Linked DNA regions of Homo sapiens: region 2 is linked to region 1. The links are chromatin contacts, found by Hi-C or POLR2A ChIA-PET in ENCODE. All regions are on one chromosome and are shown on one strand. The core of a region is the stretch at or near the end of the contact, and the rest is flanking DNA. Distances in the headings are between cores, read along the strand shown.

What was found. A loop is a pair of places that touch in the nucleus more often than their neighbours do. ChIA-PET counts read pairs that join two places held with the same protein, here RNA polymerase II (POLR2A). Pooled maps may share reads with other maps.
Region 2: a pooled map shows a loop between it and region 1 (2.0-fold over the local background). The contact joins the promoter of AREG here to the promoter of CXCL2 in region 1. A Hi-C loop is called at or near these places in 1 of 50 pooled maps. POLR2A ChIA-PET finds 5 or more read pairs at or near these places in 2 of 52 experiments (AG04450 and MCF 10A).

What each region holds. Positions count from the first base shown.
Region 1 is chr4:74,096,945-74,101,260 of GRCh38, forward strand. CXCL2 (C-X-C motif chemokine ligand 2) reads right to left here and starts at 2,251. Exons shown (of 4, transcript NM_002089.4): 1 at 2,077-2,251; 2 at 1,855-1,978; 3 at 1,657-1,740; 4 at 96-827. The coding sequence starts at 2,176. The coding sequence ends at 812.
Region 2 is chr4:74,443,030-74,447,345 of GRCh38, forward strand. AREG (amphiregulin) reads left to right here and starts at 2,107. Exons shown (of 6, transcript NM_001657.4): 1 at 2,107-2,377; 2 at 3,505-3,753. The coding sequence starts at 2,317. RefSeq lists a silencer at 3,374-3,574.

The DNA of each region.
Region 1 (4,316 bases), core at 1,001-3,500:
CCCAGAAAAAAATTGAGAAATAAATATTGATGTAAATCATCAGATTTTTCAGCAAATATAGTCCTTGTTTCCCCCAAAATAAAACAAACATTTTATATTTTTAAATATTTTATTTTCCTGTTCTTTGTGAAAACATCAATAAATATCGAAACCTCTCTGCTCTAACACAGAGGGAAACACTGCATAATTAACATTAAACAAGGCAGTATGCCTTACAAGAAAGACATAAAATGTCCAAGGGATATTTAGAACATTTTAGTTCTTAAAGCTTCAACATGAGAAATGTTGACCACACACTGTGAAATCATTTCAATAAATAACAACTGACATTCATCTTTACAGTTACAAAATAGACACACATACATTTCCCTGCCGTCACATTGATCTCACTGGCCATTTTCTTGGATTCCTCAGCCTCTATCACAGTGGCTGACATGTGATATGTCATCACGAAGAAATATTAACAAATGACTAGAGAATATCTGCAAACCTTCTATCTTCAAATTAAATATGAATCAGGATTGAACTAACTTGGGTTTGACCTAAAATAAACAATAAATATAATGGGAGAGTGTGCAAGTAGATTCAATCATAACCTTATTTTACACATAAAATATTAACATAGAATCTTCTAAAACAAACAAATAAATAAATAAATAAATAAATAGAAGACTTCTCCTAAGTGATGCTCAAACACATTAGGCGCAATCCAGGTGGCCTCTGCAGCTGTGTCTCTCTTTCCTCTTCTGTTCCTGTAAGGGCAGGGCCTCCTTCAGGAACAGCCACCAATAAGCTTCCTCCTTCCTTCTGGTCAGTTGGATTTGCCACTGTAATGAGAAAATGGGTGCCCTGAGTAGGTGCTCAGGAAAGCTGACTGCACAACAGTCTTCTCCTGTCCTGTTTCCCCAGGCTCTAGAGTTTTCTGAATGCAGTTTCCCCAGCCTGGCACCCAAGTGGGTACTGCCTGTGACAGCTGTGCTGTGTGGCAAGGACCTCTAGGCTTGGGATGCTCTTTTAGGAATGGGGGTGACGTGGGGTGGAGGAGTGGCAGTCTACACTGTTTTACTGGCTAAAACAGCCAGAGCCTATTGCTCTTTGTCATACTGGGCCTCACTTGAGCCTCAAAGCAACCTCATGATGTAGCTACCATTATTTTCCCTGTTTTGCTGAGTCTCAGATAAACTAAATAATATTGTCTCTGAGTGACATGGCTAATAGGTGGTGGCAACCAGTTATATACCCAGTGCAATATTATTGTGAAATCTCTGCACTTCAACCCTAAACTTTTACAAAAAACCAGGGGGTCTGCTTTTCAGGTCTGAAAGTCAGTAGGAACTAGGGGAAATGAAGCTTGTGTTTTTTAACAGGTGGAAAACACTTCAGCACAACTGGCAAACTCCAATGAGACCTTACATGAAAGCAGTTTTACCTACATTCACTGGCAGGAGGGAAGAACCTGGGTGGTGACCCTGGGCACTGGGAATATCCTCTGGCACCAGAACAGATTAATAACCTTAATGGCAACTTTGTGAAAATAATAATTTTTTCAGTCCTGCAGCTAACCCTGGGTTTTCCTGATTTACTTTTTAGGGGGCAGACGCCAGTATTTCTGACCAACAGCTCCAGTCGCCTGTGTACATGGAAATTATAACTTACTTTTTCAGCATCTTTTCGATGATTTTCTTAACCATGGGCGATGCGGGGTTGAGACAAGCTTTCTGCCCATTCTTGAGTGTGGCTCTGCAGAGAGAAGGGAATCTCGTGAGACAGGAGGTCGGGCTGAGGACAGGGTTTGGGGCAGCGGGAGAGTCGGGGACCCCAGCAGTGGCAGCGGCAGCGATGGGCGAGACTTACATGACTTCGGTTTGGGCGCAGTGGGGTCCGGGGGACTTCACCTTCACACTTTGGATGTTCTTGAGGTGAATTCCCTGCAGGGTCTGCAAGCACTGGCAGCGCAGTTCAGTGGCCAGGGGCGCTCCTAGGGAAGAAGAGACTCGCTGATTGAGCGGGGCTGTCGGCGCGGGGCGCCCACCCCAGCCGCGTCCGGCCCGGGGACCCCAGGGCGCCGGGACCCACCTGCTGCGCGCCGGCTGGCGGCCACCAGGAGCAGGAGCAGCAGCGCCACCCGCAGGAGCCGGGGATTGCTGGGGGCGGCGGAGAGCGTGGCGCGGGCCATGGGGCTCAGCAGGCGGTTCGAGCGGCTGTGCGAGGAGGAGAGCTGGCAAGGAGCTGCCTGTGGCCCGGGCTCTGTGGCTCTCCGAGAACGGCGAACCCCTTTTATGCATGGTTGGGGCTGGAAAGCCCGGAGTCCCGGGCCAGGGAAATTCCCGGAGCTCCAGATCGATCCCGAGTTCGGAAGGAAGGCGATGGCCCCGCCTCTGGGGTGGAGGGGGGTCGGGGCACTCACGAGTGACGTCCGGGTCTGACTGTCTTGCGTAACTCCCGCCAACTGTGGGATGTTCTCTTTCTGCCCCGAATCCCTGGAGCGGGAGCGAGAGCCCGCCGCTCTCAGAGATACCGAGATAACCGCCTGCGAGGAGGCGCTTCGTGAACCCAGTGCAGTGCGTCGTGGGTCAGATCCCTTAGACCCACGTAGGGACCGCGCTACATCCTTACCGGGGGGAGTTACTTCTCTGGAAGACATTTCAGTTGTTGGGATTGAAAGTTAGGGCAAGAACTGCAGCATGTCTTATCTATCCTCTCTCTTTAGTTTGGGTTCTGCAAATTTCATTAATGTTTGAAATAAACGCACGCTTTAACAGTACATGTGTCATCTCAGATGACGCATAAGAGCTTTTGTCTCCTTCCTGGTGTTTTATGATCTTAAAAGCAAATATCACGTGTGTGTGTGTGTGTGTGTGTGTGTGTGTGTGTGTGTGTGTGTGTTTCAACGTAGTGGAGCCAGGTGTTGGGTGCGGGAACAGACCATTGCCAAGGGTCAATTCAGTGTTTATTTTAGTTAACAGTGTTGCAATCCCCCATCCTTTCTCTCTTTGAAATCTTGGAACATCTCGAACTCTAGTAATTCCAGTAGCATCAATTTTTTGTTGTATGGAAGTCTGTGTTTTGATCCATGGAAGTCACTGGGAGCTGCGAGGGGCCTGTTGGGCTCAGGAGGTCTGCCTTTTCTAGTGCTGTCCCTGGGCAGAAAAGGCCATAGACACCACCAGAAAAGGAGCAGGGAATGAGACTCCGCTTGTTTACTACTCTAAGCACAAGCAGACATGTCTGATATATACATACTAGATTGCTAACATAATTGCATTTCCATGCCATATGTATTTACCAGCATCCTGGGATTGGTTCCCTCTAGAGAAACAGCTATCGAGGAAATTTTAGTTCTAGAGGAATGTCAATAAAGCATTTCCAAGCCTGTTTAGCTGATGCCTTCTCACTGGATTACTGACTTTTCATCATCAATTTCAATGACCCCCTCTCTTTAAAAATTAAGCTGTAGGCCTACAATACTCTGTCTTAATTCTTCCTGGTGGATGCAGACTTCAGGGATATGGAGATATTCTGCCACTGCTATGAGAAGGGCTGGGAGTGGCACGAGGATGAAGAAGTGGGACTACCTTAGGAATAGAGTGTTCCCTGGATGCTGCAGCTGTAGAGATCACTTGATAAGGATGTCAGGGCTGAAGTTTCAGCCATACCACTAACTTGCTTCATGACCCTTGGTAATTTATGCTTTATTTGCTCATGTTTCTCCCCTGTAGAAGAGCTTATAATAGTGCCTGCCTCACGGGGTTGTTAGAAGTATTGATTGTTAATATGTGTAAACCATCAGTGCATGTAAAGTGTTATGTAAATATTTGTTAAATAACAAAATAGAAGTGGTGTTTCACAACCTTACTGATATAGGCTGGATGTTTGTGTCTCTTTCAAATTCAGATGATGAAGCCCTGACTCCCTTATGTGCTAATATTAGAAGACAGGACCATGGGAAGTAATTAGGTTTAGGTGAGGTTATGAAGGTATGGCCCCCATGATGGGATAAGTGCCATTACAGCAAGAGATCAGTGAGCTTTCGATCTCTGGCTCTCTCTCCCTTTCTGCATTGTGAGGACACAGCAAGAAGGCCACCATCTGCAAACTGAGAAGAGGGCCCTCACCAAGCATGAAATCTGCCAGGATCTTAATCTTGGACTCCCCAGCCTCCAGAACTGTGAAATAATTGTTGTTTAAGCCCCCTAGCCTATGGCATTCTGTTATAGCAGCTCAAACTGACTAAGACACTTAACTAAACAGAAGCACTCTGATAAAGCCTTATGAACACACACACGCACAAAGAAAGAAATATTTTCAAAGAAACA
Region 2 (4,316 bases), core at 857-3,356, 350 kb after region 1:
ACTACAAATATGAAGTTACTTGTCAATCAAAAAAAAAAAGAAGAAAAGAGAAGAACAGGCCTAGAACAGAAATGAAGCCTATGGGAGCATAAAGGTGCAACAGTGTAGACCAACTGCGTGAGCTCCAAACAAAGTCTCCAAAAGAATCTTTTGAAATCTTTGGGCAAGTCTCTCAATCTCTCTGAATCACAATTGCCTCATCCACCAGAACAGATAACAGTGCAGGCCCCTACTTCACTTTGGAATGGGCATGACACTTTTCTAGCCTTATTTCCCATACTTGGTCATACCCTCACATCAGGTCTTTATTCCATGTAAAAGATTTGCTGGGAAGGCCTTTGAGGGGCCTCTTCATCTTTCCACAGAGCTTTCCATTAAACAGAGGCAAAATTAAACCATGTCCTTTTTTTCCATGGCACTCTGAACCCTTCTCATCATGTGATCTATTAGAATTACTTATCTATGTATCTGGCCCACACCACTGAGCTCCTGGTGAACCTATACTGCTCCCCTTCATAAAATATAAAGCAGGTGGCTCACACAAAATACACTCTCAACAAATGTGGAATAGAAGGCATGATTCATGATTATTTCATTCTACTAAATGCATGATATTATTTGGACTACGCACTGTGATATACCATTAAAAATAAGTGATTTTTAAAAAAAAATTTCCAGAATTAGGACAGATGCACTGTGACTCACGTTATTATTATTATTATTATTATTATTATTATTATTATTATTATTTTGAGTCGGAGTCTTGCTCTATCACCCATGATGGAGTACAGTGGCATGACCTTGGCTCACTGCAACGTCTGCCTCCCGGGTTCAAGGGAGTCTCCTGCCTCAGCCCACCCGAGTAGCTGGGACTACAGGCGCGCGCCATCACGCCCAGCTAATTTCCTTTGTATTTTTAGTAAAGATGGGGTTTTGCCATCTTGGCCAGGCTGCTCTCGAACTCCTGACCTCAGGTGATCCACCCGCCTCGGCTTCCCAAAGTGCTGGGATTACAGGCATGAGCCACTGCGCCTGGCCTGACCTACATTCTTAAAAGGGCTGTGTTACTGAAACAATCAGGAAAGAATCATATCTCCAGGTGAAGGAAAATGAACAATGCTTTTTCTCTTCCTCAAGTCAAGAAAAATCCAGTTCTTTAGTTGACAGTACATCCAAGTTAGTCAAATTAAGTAGCTTCCTGTCTCCGCTTCATTTTATCTACTTGTCATGATTAAATATCCTACTAGGTTGTAAGTGGGCCCTCAACGCTGACCTTTTTATCTTGGGATTTGAGAGGCACAGTCTAGAGCACTACTCTTCACCTAAATGCCAGTATGCCACCAGTAGAAATTATCCTTTAGGCTAAATATTGTTCTTCCCAGAAACCCTCTTTTCAAGGATCAGTTTAAACCTAAATTCATCAGAGAGGAAAACAGCAGATTTCAGAGTCAGATGAAGAATTCATATCCACCTGGCTTTGAACATTATCGGCTGTGAGATGGTGTAGGTAAAATTTTAAGTGCATAATTTGGCAATAATAAATCATCAATAAATATTAATGTTGATGAGGCCCCTGGGCCACATAAAGAAATAGGGAGTGAGGGGATTTGAAATTCTGGCCACTTCACAGAAATGGGTGGGAAGGGGCTCTTGATTGAGATAGAAGCCCATCCTACATGAAGCAATTCCTCATTGAGTTCTCTCGTCCTTTATCCTTGTTGGAAACATCAGGCAAAGTCACTCTTGGTCTTAAAGTACTTTTACATCTAAATACGGAACTCTTCTATTTAATCCCTGTCTGTTGTAGATGTTAAGTATACAAAGAGGTTGTCAGAGTTTGAAACATCTGGACTTCTGTCAGGTACTAGCTCCGGAACTCCAGTCCTGCTCGCCCTCAAAAACGGCTTGCAGCTAGAGGTTTAAGTTCCACTTCCTCTCAGCGAATCCTTACGCACGAGGGAGGCGGGGCGTGTGTCCTCCGCGCGTGGTTTTCGGGTAGCACCTTCTGGGGCGCCGCCTGCCTCCACCCACGGCCGGGCCTTGACGTCATGGGCTGCGGCCCCCTCCCGGCTGAGCCTATAAAGCGGCAGGTGCGCGCCGCCCTACAGACGTTCGCACACCTGGGTGCCAGCGCCCCAGAGGTCCCGGGACAGCCCGAGGCGCCGCGCCCGCCGCCCCGAGCTCCCCAAGCCTTCGAGAGCGGCGCACACTCCCGGTCTCCACTCGCTCTTCCAACACCCGCTCGTTTTGGCGGCAGCTCGTGTCCCAGAGACCGAGTTGCCCCAGAGACCGAGACGCCGCCGCTGCGAAGGACCAATGAGAGCCCCGCTGCTACCGCCGGCGCCGGTGGTGCTGTCGCTCTTGATACTCGGCTCAGGTGAGGATTCACCGGCGCTGAACTGCTGGGCTCTCCTCCCATGGCAGGTTTTGCCTCTTGAGTTTGGCTCTTGCTTCTCTAAAAATCGCCCTTTAGTTCCCCCGACCCTGCGCCGCAGGAGGTGATCACTGTAGCTCCCTCCCTAGGAGGAAAAGAGAAGGGCAGATGTCTCAAACGTCCAGGACAAGGTGTCCCAGAGAATCGCTGTACTTTTTCTTTAGTTCAGCTGAGAAGACGGGAGAGATCATTTGAACCTAACCCTTCGTTTCACAGATTAAAAGATTAAAAAGACCAAGATCTAGAGAGGTGAAGTGATTTCCGCAGATATTGGACCCAGCAGTGTTTGCTGCCTCCTGCCTAATTCTCCATCTCTGTCTAGTGATTTCTTCTTTACCTTCCTAGAGGGACTTAGAGTATCCCGGCGAGAGGTTAAAAGCACCACTCTGATGCTGTTTTATTGAGACCTAAGAAAAAGCAAGATAAAGCAGTGGCTTAACTCTGGGCCCCAAATCTTACTTAGTACTCAGTTTATTGTCTATGTAGTAATAATAATAATGATAATGAAAAATGACAATAATAATCGATATAATTAACCACTGTTTATATTATTTTAAAAGATTATCTTTTAAAAATATCTTTTAAAAATATGAACACATCTTTTAAAAATATGAACACATCTTTTAAAAATATCTTTTAAAAATATGAACACATCTGAAGAAAATCTGATATTTGTATCTAAAACCTACCGAAATAGGCCAGGATGGCATTCTAGCAAAAAAAGAAATGCATTTGGAATGTGAAGTGATGGGAATTTTTAGACATTACCCATCAAGTAATTGTATTAGATTAATTTGCCAATTTGGCGGGATTTTTTTGATGTGGAAATTAATGTGGATTATCTGTGGAAAAGAAAAACTTCAGAAAAGCACTTCTGTAATTGGGACAGCTGAATTTGCTTGCTGGCAAAAATGTAAAGTTTCTTTCATAGAAATGACTCAATCACAAACAATAGCACATGTGCAATAACTGCTTTGATGTCAAAAGATAAACTTTTCTACCTAACACAGCTGACTCGAAAGGCACCCTACTTTACCTTTTCTTTTCTTCCTTTATTCCCTCCCCTGCAGGCCATTATGCTGCTGGATTGGACCTCAATGACACCTACTCTGGGAAGCGTGAACCATTTTCTGGGGACCACAGTGCTGATGGATTTGAGGTTACCTCAAGAAGTGAGATGTCTTCAGGGAGTGAGATTTCCCCTGTGAGTGAAATGCCTTCTAGTAGTGAACCGTCCTCGGGAGCCGACTATGACTACTCAGAAGAGTATGATAACGAACCACAAATACCTGGCTATATTGTCGATGATTCAGTCAGAGGTGAGTAGGGGATAAAGCAAAAATATGGCCTGTGAGATGTGGGTTTATATGAGCAAAGCTGCTTCAGAAGTAAAGCTGCTCCCCAGATTTTCTAGTGGCTTTATTGTATATCTGTTGGATAGCCCCTAGGTAAACTGTGACAAAAAGAACCATAATGTGGGCACATCCTATATGGCCAGAGTGATCATAAATGGTGTATGTCTCATTTTTAAACCTAATCTTCACAATGACTTTAAGTAGGAATTGTTATCCTCATTTTACAGATGTGATAACTGAAGCCGAAAAAGGTTTTGCTCTAGGTTCTACAGGTGACAAGCAGATGAGCTAGAATTAGAGCTCCAGTCTGTTTGATTCTATGCAGAAGAGACACTAAGCTCTTTCCCACTATGCTACATGACCCCCATTCTGAGAGACAAATTTAGACATTAACCATTCCTATCTACTTTGTATCTTAGCTTTTGTATCCCCTTCCCCAACACCACCCTTCCCCAGATAACTGCATTTTAACACAAATAAGGGGACAAGGAAGTAATGGGACAGGAGGCATTAGACTTTAGCGTTTA